Regions from separate parts of the Homo sapiens genome. Here region 2 is linked to region 1. A link is a contact called in ENCODE Hi-C or POLR2A ChIA-PET data. All regions are on one chromosome and are shown on one strand. The core of a region is the stretch at or near the end of the contact, and the rest is flanking DNA. Distances in the headings are between cores, read along the strand shown. Region 1 overlaps YWHAQ (tyrosine 3-monooxygenase/tryptophan 5-monooxygenase activation protein theta). Region 2 has its middle 100 kb from the start of TAF1B.

Region 1 (6,033 bases), core at 1,133-3,632:
TTTATGAGATTTAATTCTAACAGGTATAGTCATAAAATGGTAGTTTCTGAGACCAGAGACCTTTAGATCATAATAGTCTCATCACATAGTTACAGAGACAGACACTTGAGAAGGTGTGATTTCCTACAAGATTATAGAGCTAACGATAGTATAAAAGTTCCACAAATTACAATCTAATTTCTAAAACTCATATATTCTGACACATAACACAGAGTTACTCTGTCCCTTTTTTGTTTTACTGATTAAATCTCTAAGCTGGGCACCGTGGCTCAGGCCTGTAATCCTAGCACTTTGGGAGACTGAAGAGGGCGGATCCCTTGAGGTCAGGAGTTCGAGACCAGCCATGGTGAAACCCTATCCCAGTTACTTGGGGAGGCTGAGGCCAAAGAATCGCTTGAACCGGGAGGCGAAGGATGCAGGTGAGCTGAGATTGAGCCACTGCGCTTCAGTCTGGGTTGGCAGAGTGAGACTCGGTCTCAAGGGGGAAAAAAAAAATCTCTAGCTTAGATTTGGCTTTATCTTTCTTAGAAATGCTCCATTTTAGGGTCTATTAATATGCTGGTTAACTGATAATATAGAAATAATGACTGATATGTGTATCCTAAAGTTAGAGATTCAGCATGTTAATAGTGTGTTTGCTAATGAACCTCAGTAAACTATTAGGAAAATGAAACTTCTTAGAACATTTTTTTGCTTCCTGTTATTTTGCGTGTATTTTAAGGCTTTTCATAACAGTTACCTACTCTTTCTTCAATAGAGTAGCTTATTTACTCTGTAAAATGGAAATCGCTTATAAATGAATTTAGAATTAAAAGATTAATTTGTTGAGTGTTACAGAATTTTGCCACTGAAACCAAATAAATTATTTTGAAAAAGTGGTTGAAGTGACGGTAGGATTGTTTTATACAATAGTTAACTCTTGAAGATCGTATGGGGGTTTTGTTGTTCTTCTGGAAGCCTTTTTTTCCTAAGATATGGGGGTGGGGGAAAGGAGGAATAGTTACTGTTCTAAATTTGCATTAATATTATTTCTCAACAGTTTCATTTCTTATATTATTCTTTATAGCTTTTGTGTTATAGTCTATTGTTCCCATCCTATTTTTCTAAGATTAAACTTATTCTGAGTTCCTTTAGCATTTCCTAAAGCAACCTCTATAATAACTTACATTCTTTCCTTTCACTTTCCTTGTTTCTTTGGTCTAGAGTGTTCCAAATTACTAGTTCATCTTTTATTGTGGGTAGTACATTGACCTCTTAGTTTTCAAATTCTCAAAAAGGAACACACTACCATCCACATTTTACCCTCAGTCAAGTAACACTGTCAGCACCAGAGGGACCTTCAGTCTTAGCCCACCAAAACTCCCAAGATAATAAAATTTGCTAACGAGTTTACAAGGGGGAGCTCCTGCTTAATTGATAAGAATAACGTACAGAAGAAATCAGTGGGGGAACATCTAACTATACTCCCGTCTGGTGACTTTTTTTTTTTTTTTTTTTTTGAGATGGAATTTTGCTCTTGTTGCCCAGGCTGGAGTGCAATATCTCAGCTCACTGGAACTTCTGCCTCCTGGGTTCAAGCAGTTCTCCTGTGTCAGCCTCCCAAATAGCTGGGATTACAGGCATGTGTCACCATACCCGGCTAATTTTGTATTTTTAGTAGAAATGGGGTTTCACCGTGGTGGTCAGGCTGGTCTTGAACTCCTGACCTCAAGTGATCCACCCATCTCGGCCTCCCAAAGTGCTGGGATAACAGGCATGAGTCACGGCACCTGGCCCTCGCTCCTGACTTCTGGGAAAGACTTTCAGGGAGTTATGTGTCAGTTTGGGGTTTTTGGTCTCTGATCCGTGTTTTTTACAATAATTTTAAAATATTATACATTTATAGGCTATATTCTATCTGGCATTAATAATATTTGGTATTGATAATACAGATACAGACTTGATTATTTGGGAAAGACATGAAGCAGACTCCATTATGTCTTTTAGTTGAGCTAAAGTATACATCTTTACTACTGATAGTATATGGAAAGACGGAACTATTCTGTACCTGTTGTTTCCTTCACAGAGAGCTAGTGGCATCTGACAAAGAACCATGATACCTGGCTGAAACTCCAGGATGGAAGTAATGCCCAAGTCACTTTGTAAAAGCCCAACACTGTAAATCATACGTAATGGTTATATGCAAACTAGTAGTCAAAGTTAATAATTTTAGAAAGAAGAGGTTAGCTCATAAGTGGCTGTGTTGTAATGAATGCAGTAGCTGTTTGGCAGCTTTCTGAATCCTTGGAAGGCCCTTTGTCCACAGTCCTTGAGAACACCCACACATCTAGCATGAGTGACTCAGGAGAGACTAGTGCTAGAATGGAAATTTCTCTCTTCCCTACTCCTCACCCTAAGCCATTGTTCTAGTCAGACTTTTCTCAGCCCCTGCTCTTACAAATCTACCACAGTTAACAGAGCACTAGGTCTTAAAGGTACTGAGTAGCTTTTTTTGTGACCATAAATAATATCTTCACCAGAGCTGGCATCTTTTTGGAGATCCTGTGGAATTTCATTGTAACTGACTGACTCACTTGGAGGAACAAGAAAAGTGAGAGGCATCTTACTTTACATTAGAGTTCCTTGGTGTGGGTACAGGCAGAGGTGGTATTTCTCTCGGTATAAATACTATGTTTGCCTTCTTTGATACTACTTCTCAGAATCCACTCATTTAAAGATACCAATGACTGAGTCAGTTTGAGATCTAGAACTTTTTTTGTGACTATCTCACTATTGCCTCCTACCCTCCTCCTTCCACCACAACCCTAAATTCAGTTCATAAAAATAGTTTTTAAATTGAAAGTCATCCATAATACATGAAAATGGTAATAGAGGAAAAAGTTAAAGTAATATAATTTTTTAAGATTCGAGTGTCTCAGTTTATTAAAAAACTATTAAAATTATATTGGTGATGTTGAGCACAATAAATTCTGAAAAACTGATTTGTCTGTTGTTTTTACAGTTAAGAGTGTAGTGATACTGGAGCAGCACTTGTCACAGTTGCCTTTAATTTGGGTGTGGCCCTAATGACCTCTTTTGCCACACTCCTGGCTCAGCAACTTTCCAACTTGAGCCACAATTTTGATACTCATGACTTCTATAATGCATAAACTTCTGAGACTTCGATACATAATTTTATACTAATTTTTTGTGCGTGCGTGTGTGTGTGTGTGTGTGTGTGTTTTAACTTCCTCTGGCCTCAGGCCCTTAAAAAAGTGTGTGTGTGTGTGTGTGTATATATATATATATATATTTTTTTTAATCTATTTAAAATATTTTTTCAATTAAAGGATTTTTAATGTTTTTCTGGTTTTTTTCTTTTAGAGACAGACAGGATCTCTTTTGCTCTGTCTCCCAGGCTGGAATGCAGTGGCACGATCATGGCTCACTGCAGCCTCCACCCCCGGGGTTTAAGCCTTCCTTCTGCCTCAGCCTTCCAAGTAGCTGGGATTACAGGTGTATGCCACCACACCTAATTTTTTTAAAATTCTTTGTAGAGACAGGGTCCCATTATGTTGCCCAGGCTGGTCTCAAACTCCTGGGCTCTCAGGCAATCCTCTTGCCTCTGCCTCTACTTCCCAGAGTGCTTGGATGGTAGGTGTGAGCTGTTGTACGCAGCCTCTGTTTATTTTCTTTAAAAATAACTTATGGGCCAGGCGCAGTGGCTCACGCCTGTAATCCCAGTACTTTGGGAGGCCGAGGTGGGCAGATCACTTGAGGTCAGGAGTTTGAGACCAGCCTGGTCAACATGGTGAAACCCTGTCTCTACTAAAAATACAAAAGTAAGCTGGGCGTGGTGGTGTGCGCCTGTAGTCCCAGCTGCTCGGGAGGCTGAGGCAGGAGAATCATTTGAGAATCACCACTGCACTCTAGCCTGGGCAACAGAGTGAGACTTTGTCTCAAAAAAAAAAAAAAAAAAAAAGACATGGATGCAGTGATTGCATTTTGTTAGACCACTTTTAGTCAGATAAACAAGAAGAAAGTTCTTGGTTAGAATTGTATATTTTTAAATTTATAAACAGCCTTCCTTTTCTTTAGCAGTTATGTGAATTTGACTCAACCTTACTTGTTAATTCTCCAGACTTGCCAACTTGGTATCATGGATGGTATTTTATATAATATTAACTGAGCGTATCTGTGGTTATTTTTCCAAAATGTAAAAAGGATCTTCTCTCTTCCCTGCTTTAAAACGTTCACTAGTTTCACTTTTCCTAGAGCAGTGCTTTTCAAACTGTGTACCTAGGCTGATACTAGCTAACATTTACTGAGTACTTAACATGTGACACTATTCCAGGCTTTGACATCTGTTACTGGTTTTATTCTCAAAACAAACCAATGAAGTAGGTATTAGTATCTTAACATTTTTATGAGAATTTCATTTTGCTTTGTAATATTTAATACAAAAAAGCTTTTTTTGTTTTTGTTTTTGTTTTTTGAGATGGAGTCCACACTGTCACCCGGGCTGCAGTGCAGTAGCATGATCTCGGCTCACTGCAACCTCCACCTCCCAGGTTCAAGCAATTCTCCTGCCTCAGCCTCCTGAGTAGCTGGGATTACAGGTGCCCACCATCACGCTTGGCTAATTTTTTGTATTTTTAGTAGAGACGGGGTTTCATTATGTTGGCCAGGCTGGTCTCGAACTCCTGACCTTGTTATCTGCCCGCCTTGGCATCCTAAAGTGCTGGGATTACAGCCGTGAGCCACCGCGCCCGGCCCTAAAAAGGTTTTTAAATGGATGACCTAGCATCAAGAAAAATGGAATCTAAGAAGATTTCTATCATATTTGTCTTTTGTGACTTTTTATACTCCAAGGCATAGCATACCATGTACTAGAAGTGAAAATTTCTTTGTATGAAATTAGGGACAAAAGACATACTCAAGAACTTTTTTAAAAAAATAATTAGATTTCGTAGACCTAAAATTATTCTTTTAAATTGCTGTGCAAGTTTCTAAACCTCTTACTCTCGATTCCTGTATTTACCTCATTTTAGATGGATACTTGAATGCAAAGGGCACTGAGTAGCACTATTCTCCCTCGTACTTGATGTTTTAAACATTTTGTTTCCCGTCCCTAAAATGAGTGCACATCCCTGTTTTCTGTTTGGTGCATTTCTACTTTTCCTTCTTCATGCCTCAAATACTCTTTCCCTGGGAAGCCTGTCTTAACTGGAGGCCATCTCCAGCAGAGCTACTCCATCTGTGTGCTTCCTTAGCACCGTATTCACATCTTTCTTAGTTCTTGGTATGTAGTTGGTGTACTTACAGACGGTGAGCTTCTTGAGGGCAGGGGCCTGATTTTAAGTCTTCTCTATATCCGTTATAGCACCTAGCAGGTATGAGTAAATGTTGAATGAATGGATGAGTGAACAGATAGGCTGTTTCAAATTACAATGTTTGGTGTAATCTAGAATCTAGCCTTACCATTAGAAACTATAGGCTACATCATTTAAAGCCTCCCAGGGCAACTAGTGGCAACAACCTAACCCCTGCTCTAAGAACATGCTTCAAGTCCAGGCTGGTATGGTATAGTATTACTGTAGTAGTAAATGATTGAAATGCCCGCTAGGCAGAAGTTTTATCATTTAATGATAATGCACAGTAGGCAGAAGTTTAGTGCCTAATGTTCTGTCTTATTTATTTCAGGAATTGTTGGATAAATATTTAATAGCCAATGCAACTAATCCAGAGAGTAAGGTCTTCTATCTGAAAATGAAGGGTGATTACTTCCGGTACCTTGCTGAAGTTGCGTGTGGTGATGATCGAAAACGTAAGTTTATTTGTTATATGGGCAAAAGTAGAATATAAAAAAAAGAAATGGGGATAAATGGGACACTATGACAGTATACGTAGTCTTCAGGCTCTTTGTGACTTAATAATTGAATGTATGTCAAGAAAATTAGTATTACCTTATGTTCTCAAAAATGAAAATTGGATTATAAATTTACATCACATGCTCTTTAAAAAAATTAAGCTCATCTGTGAACTCTGTAATCT
Region 2 (5,498 bases), core at 2,040-4,539, 140 kb before region 1:
TCATGGAGGAATGGTGACACTCAAGAAAGTGTGTCCTCTCAGTGAGCAGCCCCAGGCAGGGGCGGTAGAGCAGTTTCCACAGCCCCTCTTCCTGGGACCCCGCTCGTCCCAGCACCACTTGGCCTCATTGAGGACTGCTGTCCTGGCTTTCTCACTGTTCACATGTTGCCAGCAAAGCTGCCAGCTCTCTCAGACCCCACGTGTGGCTGCAGACCCCTGGCCCCAGCTGGACATCTGGAACTTAGGACCAAGACATGTCAGTTCAGTCTTAACTAATAACTTGAATGGAGAAGCTGCATTTTTTTTTTTTTTTTTTTGAGACAGAGTTTCGCTCTTGTCACCCAGGCTGGAGTGCAGTGGTGAGATCTCGGCTCACTGCAACCTCCACTTCCTGGGTTCAAGTGATTCCCCTGCCTCAGCCTCCCGAGTAGCTGGGACTACAGGCGCCTGCCACCATGCCCGGCTAATTTTTTGTATTTTTAGTAGAGACAGCGTTTCACCATGTTGGCCAGGCTGCTCTTGAACTCCTGAAGTCAGGTGATCCACCTGCCTCAGCCTCCCAAAGCGTTGGGATTACGAGAAGCTAAATTTTGGGAGCAGTGGTGACTACATGTCATGCCACATGGACAGAGAAGGAGGAAAATCTCATCTCCAGGAAAAGAAAAATGCAGATTCACAAAGAGAAGCCAGGATGAGACTCAGGTGGAGCCGAACCATGAGTTCCCATTGCTCCTGAAAGCCAGCTCAGTTCTTACCCTCAGATTCTGGGAGACACCCCCAAATCCTTACAAGAATTCCCCTTTGCAGTTTGAAGATGGATTTCTGGAACCTGTAACTAAAATAGTCCCAACAACTGACCCCACCCATAAACCAAGCACAGGTGCAGGCCAGAGGCACAGCTGAGTGCCTCCTCCAAGTGGCATCTCCAGTGACCTTACACTGGTTCCTGAGATGGCCCCAAGTGAAGTACAGCAAAGGAAACCTCAGGACAAGACATGTCCCGATCCATCACTGGAGCCTGAGGTCCTCTTTCTGGTTAAACACGTGAGGCAGGTGCTACTCTTCTCCTTCCTGTATGGATGAGAAGGGCTCAAAGGGTTAAGTAACATGATTGAGGTAACACCAAGGTGAGTACATTTGCCTTAGTCCATTTGCATTGCCATAAAGGATATACCTGAGCCTGGGTAACTTATAAAGAAAAGAGGTTTCTTTGGCTCATGGTTCTGCAGACTGTACAACAAGCATGGTGCCAGCATCTGCCTCTGGTGAGGGCTTCAGGCTGCTTCCACTCATGGCAGAAGGCAAAGGGAAGCCGGTATGTGTAAGAATCACATGGGGAGAGGGAAAGCCAGAGAGAGGAGGAGGAGGTTCCAGGCTCTTTAAACAACCAGCCTTTGAGGGAACTAATAGACCAAGAACCTACTCATTATAACAAGGACAAGGACAGTACCAAGACCTTCATGAGGGATTTGTCCCCATGACCCAAACACCTCCCATAGGCCCCCACCTCCAGTATCGGGGATCAAATTTCAACATGAGGTTTCGGGAGACAAATATCCAAACCACAGTAGCATTACAGCCAGAATTCCAAGTGTGGCTGACTCCAGCCGGTGTATCTGTTGTTGTTCACACGTTACACCCATGAGTCGTCATCCATGCCACCTACTACCAGTGGACAATGACCTCGTGGTGCATGTACCCTCAGTGATCCATCTGGCCACTGCAGAGACAGGTGAGCTTGAAAAGGGGCCACCATGGCCACAAATCAGAAAATGCAGGATCACAAATGGAATTGTGGGATACAATTCTTTGGCATAGAAAGGGCCAGGCAAAATTATGACACAGTGCATTAATAATTAATTAGTGCTTAATCAGGAGCTCTACATAGCAGTTCATTACCCAAGGACACTCCCCATTATAACTGTAGCAAATGGGTCTGGGCAGGCAGCCCTGCCAGCCTCTTTTGAGGCTCACCAGTGACTTTGAGGCTCCCCTTCCAGGGCTGAGGTCACTAACCTCCCCTAGACCTGGCGACCAGTAGCTGGTGTAAGAGGTCCCCAAGAACAGGGGTGATCTGACTCACCCTGGAGAAATTTAAGACACGCTGGGAAGGCAGAGCCCTTGCTTAAAAATAACTCCTCAGATTTCTGCAGTGGCGGTACCATAGCCAATGAGGTTTGCCTGAGACATGATTATTGCTAATTGAAAACTTTTCCCTATAGCTTGTCATGACAACTTGAAATATAATTGGCATCGAGAATTTTTGAGACTCTCTACAGAGGCTGAACAACCAAAAAAACATAAAAATTTAACTCCTCCTCAGCTTCACTTTGGCACAATGCCAGAAGGACCTCTATTAAGTTGTGCACATTTGTGCAGCCCCCCACCCCCCAACTTCAAATACAAATGCCCATCAGGGAGCTAAAACCTTCTGCATTCGTTGGTTGGAGGAGTCCCCACTAGGGTATGAGTGTTGAGGGTGTAGGGGCAGGAACCACATGTGAGTCGTTGTTGTATTTGCCACACTATGTGACAGGTGGGTGGATGGATAGATGGGTGGATGGGTGGGTGGGTGGGTGGGTGGGTGGGTGGATGGGTGAATAGATGGGTGGATGGGTGGGTGGATGGGTGGATGGATGGGTGGATGGATGGGTGGATGGGTGGGTGAATGGATGGGTGGGTGGGTGGGTAGATGGATGGATGGATGGGTGGGTGGATGGATGGGTGGGTGGGTGGGTGGATGGATGAGTGGATGGATGGTAGGATGGATGGATGGGTGGGTGGATGGATGGGTGGGTGGATGGGTAGATGGATGGATGGATGGATGGATGGGTGGGTGGGTGGGTGGATGGATGAGTGGATGAATGGATGGATGGGTGGGTGGGTTGATGGAGAGACAGGAGTGAAAAATACACAACAGAGGGAGAGGAAAATCACAGTCTATCCTTGCTTGTTTCCAGCAAAGAAGAACGTAGCTCCTGACTGGCTGCCACATATGTGTCTGAGCAGCGAGTTCCAGGGACCTTCTCAGTGATGCCGATGGCCTCTCCAGGCAAATAGCGCAGGCCTGGCCGGTATCCAGAAGGAACTCCAGGCTGCCTCTCCTTCCCGGACGCACACCCTCCCCTGGGGAAAGACCCCAGACAGAGCCCGCGGGGCCTACAAATAGCAGAGTCCCTGGCTCTGAGCACAGGCAACGGAGAGGGGACGGGAAACGGGACTCGGGCGCCAAGTCACTCCCCTGCCTCGCCCTGGCGGAAGGGCAGGCGTCACACCTCTAGGAGGAAGGCAGATGTGAGAGGGCTGAGCCCTTCCGGGGGCTCAGAGGATCAAAGGCACTGACATCCTAAGAGAATTGGAAACCAGAAACAGGGCCGGGCGCGGTAGCGCACGCCTGTAATCCCAGCACTTTGGGAGGCCGAGGCGGGCGGATCACGACAGAGCGAGACTCCGTATCAAAAAAAAAAAAAAGAAAAAACAAAATAGAAACCGGAAACAGGATGAGCTGGGTCTGCAGAAGCGGCGTGTGGGACCCATTCCCCGCAAGGGCTTTGTGGATAGGAACCCAGCACAGACTTCCCTCTTATCAACAGGACCGAGGCATGAGAACACGAGGGTCAGCCTGGGCTCCCTGACCGCAGTCTCCTCAGAAGGGAGTCTGGACAGCGAGTCTTGCCTCTGCTGCTCCTCTGGGGCCTCCTGATGCCTGGCAGGGAGAGGAGCCACCGTGTGAGGGTTTCTGAAATTAAACTGTTCTCAGAGTCGCAGCTGTCAGGAAGGGACAGCAAGAGCCAGCTGACAGGAGCCTGAATCTTTCCAACGCAATCCATCTAGGATGGGAAAAGAAAGACCAATTTCCAGCCTTGCCAGACTCCTAGGGATGGGCTGAGCATGCAGACTCTGTCACTCACCAGCCGCTGACCTTGGCCAAGCACCTCATTGTCTCTGAGTCTTGGTTTCCTTATTCATAAAACGATAAAAGTCCTGATCTCACAAGGCTGATGTGGGAGCCAGAAATAGCGATGCTGTGTGACAGGCCCGCAACCCTTCCAGTTCCTCTCCCTCACCAGCAAGCCAGAGGCCTGTTTTATTCAGGGTTTCTGGCAGCCACATGCTTCAGGAGAAGCAGGACTCCCTGGGAGCCTAGCACAGTGTCTTGATTGGTCTAAGCCAGTCACGGTGACCCAGTGATTAGTTTATGAACGGGCGTGTAACTTCATTCTGACTAACAAGACACGAGAGGAAGTGTCTGGATGAATTTGGGGAAAGTTTCCCTTACTCTTAAAAAAAGAGCTATAAAGAAGGGGCTTTCTCTCTTTCTGACCTTTGGGTGTGGTTGGGTGAGAACATGATACTTAGAACTGCTGCAGCCATATTGTGACATAAAGGGATAATACCCAACATAAAAGCCAAGAGGCTAACGATGGCAGAGTGTCGAGATGAAAAGAAGCCAAGTCCTTGGTGACAGCCTTGAGCGGTTGAATTAATTTCCCTTGGGATGTCCCCAACTTGAGACATCTCATTAAGTGAGAGAATGCTGTCCCAAGGTCAGAGACACGGGACAGTGGGGGTCAGGGGCAAAGGCTCTAGAGCTTGACTGCCCAATCCACCACCACTACTACTGAGGACTTTTGGCTTGTTTATTTTCTCTCTCTTCTCAGTTTCCTCATCTGTGAAATGGGGATGGTGATAATAACCGTATCTGGTTTATGAGATCATTGTGAGGATTTAAGGGGTTAATGTGTAGAAAGTATTCAAATCGCGTCTGGCACATGGTAAGTGTCATGTAAGTGTCAGCTATGACTATTGCAAGCCATTTTGACTTTTTCTGTTATTTATATCTCAAAGTATCCTCTTAAAGTCCTCATGGAATAGGTGCTTGGTCAGTAGTAGCTGTGTGTTCACAAGTTTCTGGGCTGAACAACTGTGTGCGCCACTGTATGTGCACAGAGATAGTACTAATGCAAATGTCCCAAGGAGCTTCTCGAGTGGACATCACTGGACTCCTGCACCCCATCCCCAAGGGGAGCTTCTGCAGGAGGGGAATAAGCAGAAAGCAGGAGAAGGCATTCCAAAGTGCCTGGTGGGGACTGGGGGAGTGGAAGTGGGGGGCACTAGGAGGAGTGGGGAGTACCAGAGGAAGTGGGGGGCACTAGGGGGAGTGGGAGGTACTAGGGGGAGTCAGGGGTACTAGAGGGAATGGGGGTACTAGGAGGAGTGGGGGGCACTGGGGGAGTGGGAGGTACTGGGGGAGTAGGGGGCACTAGAAGGAGTGGGGGTTACTAGGACGAGTGGGGGTACTAGAGGGAGTAGGGGGTACTAGGGGGAGTGGGGGATAGTGGGGGAGCCAGGGGTACTAGAGGAAGTGAGGGGTTACTGGGGGAGTGAGGAGTACTAGAGGGAGTAGGGCACTAGGGGGAGTAGGGGGTACTAGAGGAAGTGGGGGGTACTAGGGTGAGTAGGGCACTAGGGGGAGTTGTGGGACATTTGGACAGAGG

The links. Hi-C counts contacts between places; a loop is a spot of excess contacts on that map. ChIA-PET counts read pairs that join two places held with the same protein, here RNA polymerase II (POLR2A). Pooled maps may share reads with other maps.
Region 2: a pooled map shows a loop between it and region 1 (7-fold over the local background). The contact joins two enhancer-like sites. A Hi-C loop is called at or near these places in 1 of 168 maps with a recorded cell type or tissue (CD4-positive, alpha-beta T cell) and 11 of 50 pooled maps. POLR2A ChIA-PET finds 5 or more read pairs at or near these places in 5 of 52 experiments (H1, K562, OCI-LY7 and 2 more).

Annotation. Positions count from the first base shown.
Region 1 is chr2:9,591,165-9,597,197 of GRCh38, reverse strand. It overlaps YWHAQ (tyrosine 3-monooxygenase/tryptophan 5-monooxygenase activation protein theta), which reads left to right. Exons shown (of 6, transcript NM_006826.4): 3 at 5,683-5,806. Among named protein-coding and RNA genes, the nearest start is that of YWHAQ, 37 kb to the left of the region's middle. Within about 2 kb of position 2,382, at least 10 of the 41 ENCODE cell types and tissues checked have a DNase peak (open chromatin) inside an H3K27ac peak, as active enhancers do.
Region 2 is chr2:9,737,427-9,742,924 of GRCh38, reverse strand. It overlaps the pseudogene RNU4-73P. Among named protein-coding and RNA genes, the nearest start is that of TAF1B, 100 kb to the left of the region's middle. RefSeq lists an enhancer at 4,340-4,439. Within about 2 kb of position 3,289, at least 22 of the 41 ENCODE cell types and tissues checked have a DNase peak (open chromatin) inside an H3K27ac peak, as active enhancers do.